Regions from separate parts of the Mus musculus genome. Here region 2 is linked to region 1. Evidence: chromatin loops called from intact Hi-C (ENCODE). Cell type or tissue: heart. All regions are shown on one strand.

Region 1 (2,500 bases):
GGGCACGTGCTACCTCCTCCCCCAACTTTGTCCCACCACCAGCTCAAGCCCCATCCCACCCCCACTGGAATGACATTCTCAGCCTTTCCTGTGTGTGTTTTAGGGAGAGAGGACCTCAGCAAAGCTCTGGACAGCTTGGGTGCTGGTACTCATATTCCGGTCTCAGTCTTAGCCTCACGACTTGCTGTGTGACCTCGAGTGTTTCACTTTCTGGACTTTAATTTTCCCTGGAGTCGTGAATCTTTCCGATTTCTTTGGGCTGGGACTCTAAGCTCAACGTCAACCCCATTGCTCTAGTAGACTCTAGAGACCTGTCCTCTAACAACAAAAACAAACCCCGGGGAGAGAGAATCCTGTTCCCGTTCCTTTCTCTACACCTCGGGGCTTCTAGAGGGTGGCCACGGGAGGTGAAGAGTGTAGCCTAACATTCTCGCAAGAGGTCACTTTCTCAATTGTCTGTAAGGACAGAGAGGTACCAGGCTCCTCCTGACTCTTCATCTGTGGGAAGCTCTGGATGTGGGGGTTGGGGTGCCCTACACCCCTTTCTCAGGGTGGATACCGATTCCTGGGGTCAGGGAACCTAGGAGAGACAACCCAGGAAGGGCTCCGGAGAGGTGAAAGGGTGAGGTGCAAGGTGGGAGCCAAGAGGGTGAGGGAAGGGGCAGCTATATTTCTGAGAAACAGCCAGGCGTCCCAGCAGCCTGCAGATTAACCCGGAGCCTGCGGCTTCACAGCTCTCCCCTTCTGCCGCCCACGCCGCCCAGCGCCTCTTGGGGGTCTGCAGCCTCGACGGGGCGGTGGCCGCTGCGGACACGCAACAGATCTGGGGACCGCGGAATGGAGCCTGGGGGAGGAGGGGGCGGGGCGGGTGGAAGGTAAGTGCAGGAAGGCGTGGGTCGCGTGACACCCCAGGGGTCCCGAGCGCCAGACCCCGCCTGCCCGCAGGTACCGCCCTTGCCCTCCCCACCCAAGTCCTCCTCTCCCAGCAAAGCGGGATCCAGAAGTGAAACCGCCAGGGTCACAGCCCAGCGCCATCGCTGCGCCGCGCCGCGCCCCGCCCTTCCGGGCACTGCAGCGAGGTAGGAGCTCCCCGCGCCCCTGAGCGCGGCTTTGAAACGGGGGAGGGGCAGGGGAACCTCGGGAGGTGTCGCCTGTAGTTCCAGGAATGGCCGCTGGGTGACACTGCAGCCGCGTGGCTGGACTCGCTCGGGATCCCGGGGGGGGGGGGCGGGGGGGGCGGGGGGGGGCTCGCGGGGCGCCAACCCGAGGCTGCTGCGCGCACCTGCCGGCACGGCGCTGCGCGGGGAAGGATTCAAGATGTGATGTCGCTGCAGACCCTAGGAAGGGTCCAGGGACCGACGGCGAGTATTTGGGTCCTCGTTCAAAAAAAACGTCAGGTTGTCAGCAATTGTGTTGTCGTGCAGGCGAGTTGGCCGCAGGAGGGCAGCCATGGACACCGGATCACCTTGCACACATCTGTGTGGGTGGGACTCCCGGCGTGCATGCGCTCTCCAACTCCAACCCGGTCTCACCAGCCTGGAGCCTCTCTTTATTCACTAAACCCACTCCAGGTCCCTTCACCACCCCGTCGTCCAGTGGTGAGGGGTTGCAGGAAGAATACCAAGTTCATCCCTTAGACGCGTGGGACTGGGCGGCTCTACAGCTTGGGAGGAGGGAACCCAAAACTGTGAAATCCGTATAGAAACTGATGATTGTGAGAGAGCAGGGTAGACCAGGGTTGGCGGAGGTTAAAATATGCTGGAATCCGACGGGGAAAGTAGGCAGGTACCCAGAAGGAAGGGGTTCTACCGTGTGCCAGGCCTTAGAAACTGGCAGGTTAAAGGATGCACAAGCCTTCCATAATCACGTGTGCGTGGTGTGCCCACAGCACGTCTCACTCCCACACAGCTTTTCCTCAACTCCAATCACAAGGCCCATTTCCAACCACTGATACCCTGCCGCTGAGCCACTCTGAAAGCCCTCAAAACTATTTATTTATTTATTTATTTATTTATTTATTTATTTATTTATTTATTTATATGGAAGGTCACAGGCCATGATACATGTGTAGCAGAGGAAGTCAGAGGACAACTTGCAGAACTAGGGTCTCTCCTCCCACCAGGTGGTAGATGCCATCCCTCATAGCTCTTAGCACCCCCCCCCATCCTCCCCCAGGGCTGGAAAAGATGGTATCTACGGTCTGCAGGCTGGACTGGCCGTTTCTAACTTTCTCTGTGACCCCAGGTGGGTCACTCTTTCTGAGGCTCAGTTTCCTATGTGTAAAGTGGAAGGCCTGTCGATCTCAGGGATTCTGACCTGCTAGTTGACATAGAAGGGGTGAGCTCCCCTGCCTGGGACTTCAGGTGCTGGGTTTTCTTGGGGGGGACAGATTAACTCCTCAGACAGGCTTAAAGGATGACTCATCTTGGTCCCCCAGTTACTCGTGAATATATTTTTACAGCGAGTTTGTGTCATTTCGCTGTCATGTCTAAATTTCTTG
Region 2 (2,500 bases), 110 kb after region 1:
AAAAGTCTGTATTATAAGCATGTGACTGTCTCTACCACCACACTGGGGAGGAAAGGTCGCTTGCTCTGCCTGGCCCAATCTCCCTCTGTACTGGTTCAATGTGAATCAAGGCTCTGTTTTAAAGGTTTGCTATGTGTATGTGTGTTTTGCCTGCTTGGGAACCACCTGCATGCCATGCTAGAGGAGGTCAACGGATACCCCAGGGTTGCAGACGTTGTAGGCTGGCACGTGGGTGCTGGGAATCAAACACCAAGTGCTCTTAACTTCGTGTGTGTATGTGTGTGTGTGTGTGTGTGTGTGTGTGTGTGTGTGCATCATGTCAATTCAATGTCAGCAGAGGCTAGACAAGGGTGCCACATCCCCTGGATGGCATTACAGACAATTGTGAGCCACCATTTGGGTGCTGGGACTTGAACCTCTGAAGTAGCAGACAGTGCTCTTAACCTCTCCGAGCTATCTCTCTAATCTAGAATCAAAGCTCTTAGAACACGATTTTAATGGCACACGGTTTTAACATGTATCCTCCACACCATGTATCTTTCCGTTGGACTCTGAGGTACTGTGGGGGAGATGAACTAAGGAGTGAGTGAATAAACAAACATAAGCTGTAGACACTAACAAGTTTGTTATTGAGTTTGTCTTTTGTTGTTTTTTTTTGTTTTGTTTTGTTTTGTTTTTACACTCCTATTTGGAGCGTTTACTTTCCTGGACAGAGTTAGGCCCTGTAGGTGCAGTTTCTCATTTAATCTTCTAGGATAGTCCCATTTTATAGATGGGACAACTGAGGCTTCAGAGGGCTTCAGCAGCTTTTTCCCGGAGCCTAGTTCAAATAAAAGACAGTTCTAGCTAGCATGGTGACTCATATTTGAAATCCTAGCCGTCGTGAGGTTGAACCATGAGTTGCAGAGTAACCTGGGCTACAAACAAACCAACAAACCAACCCACAGATAACCTTAGCCTCCAGAGATCACCCCCCTTTCCCTTGGGCGTAGGGTGTTAGGAAGCTCGAATCCCAGTCCTTGTCCAGGAGATTAGCACTAAGCTACGTCCCCAGCACTGAAGACTTCATTCTTTTGGACACATCCACTGTATAACCTTGGCAGGCCTGGAACTTGCTATAAAAGCCCACGCTGACTTCGAACTCACAGTGTTGAGGTTAAAGGAGTCCGGTTTTACCGCTGTCTTCGACAAGTTTAAAACCCGCGAGTGGAAGATCACTAGCGTACACTGGGCTTCGTTCCAGTTCCGTTTTTTTGGACCTGGTTTCTTTCCCTCCCAGCTTGGTTTCCACGGATCTCCGGAGAAGCAGAAATCGGTGTGCCGAGGTTGCCCTCTGGTGGCAGAAACGAGTACAGTAGTATCTATGCTCTCTGGCGCCCCCAGGTGGAAGCTGAGATGTGGTGAGAAGAGCGCAAGCGGCAACCCATGGAGGGGGGAGGGGCGCCTCAGCCGCCGGCACCTGGAGACCCCCTGCTCTGGCCACTGCCTGGTGCCCCCCGAGGTGCCAGCTGAGGCTGCCCCCAAAGAATGCCAGCTGCCGAAGCTCGCCGCCTCCCACTCCCTCCACCAGCCTCACACACACTGCAATCCCGGTCCAGTCGGCTGCTTCCATTCCCTGAAGAAGAGGCCCTAAAGTTAAAACAGCTGTTAATTTATAAACCAATTTTTCCGTGACTGCTTAATAAATCGCCAGCAGCTGCTCTGCCCCCTCCTCCTGCCCAGGCACCCGGCCCCGGGGGCTGCGTGGAGAAGCTCAGGGCTGCCAGCCTACTCCTTCTGCCTCCTTTGCCCACCAGCCCCCAACTTACCCCCAGACCCCCAGTGAGGGGAAATCCGGGTGAGCCCAGCTTCCCTGGTCTTCAGCAGAGGGCTAAAATGAAAATGTGTTTTCTTTCCTGGAGGCTATCCCTTCCCACACCCCAGTGCCCCTCCCTACACTTCCAGGCCCAGAAGGTGGCACCAGAGGTTTTCCCTGGCTCTGGGGAGTGAGCAGGCATAGCTTTCCTGCTGAAGTTCCCTTGGGCCACTGGGAGGCCAGGGGACCCTAGTTTGGCCCAGGGCTCATTTTTGAGAGTGCTGGAATCTCAGTTTCTCTGCCAGGGCCATCCCCCTGACAGATGCTAACTGAAGTTGAACCCTGCTTTTCTCTCAAGGATATGCTGAGAGGAAGCAGAGCGTCCTGGGTCAGCACCCACTCCTGCTAGACGCCCCCTCCTCGGGAGCAGGGTGAGACTTGGTCTTGTGAAAGATTCTCTGTCCAGCTTCTTCCACTGGGGAAAAAGTAGCTGGAATCCTCTCAGGAGGAGGAGGGGCATGGAAGAAGCGACTCTTTCTCCCTGTGCCTCCAAGTCCCTACTGTCCCAGGGTGGAGGTCTGCTGCTCCAGGGATCTGAGACTCTGCTTGGGACAGGGACATCAGGAATCTGGCCACACCACAAGCTTTGTAACATGAAGCAGAAGGGCCAAGCACAGGCCAGTAGTTCAAATCCTATGGCTACCA

The links. A loop is a pair of places that touch in the nucleus more often than their neighbours do. Peaks named below come from ENCODE experiments on the same cell type or tissue, not always from the same donor. Only the 100,000 strongest peaks of a DNase experiment are listed, where the experiment ranks them.
Region 2: it touches region 1 in a loop (7-fold over the local background); 18 of 42 quality-filtered maps call a loop at or near these places.

Annotation. Positions count from the first base shown.
Region 1 is chr11:98,456,510-98,459,009 of GRCm38, reverse strand. It overlaps a transcript of Mien1 not described here. Among named protein-coding and RNA genes, the nearest start is that of Grb7, 11 kb to the right of the region's middle. In heart, a CTCF peak has its summit at 1,301; DNase peaks (open chromatin) are centred at 1,119 and 1,489; H3K4me3 peaks cover 1,801 bases; H3K27ac peaks cover 1,649 bases; H3K27me3 peaks cover 1,033 bases.
Region 2 is chr11:98,341,627-98,344,126 of GRCm38, reverse strand. It overlaps Gm38970 (a long non-coding RNA gene), which reads right to left. Exons shown (of 2, transcript XR_880194.2): 1 at 1,809-2,500; 2 at 268-1,629. Among named protein-coding and RNA genes, the nearest start is that of Gm38970, 1.6 kb to the right of the region's middle. In heart, no CTCF peak of the experiment used is centred here; a DNase peak (open chromatin) is centred at 1,346; H3K4me3 peaks cover 1,246 bases; H3K27ac peaks cover 890 bases; H3K27me3 peaks cover 1,200 bases.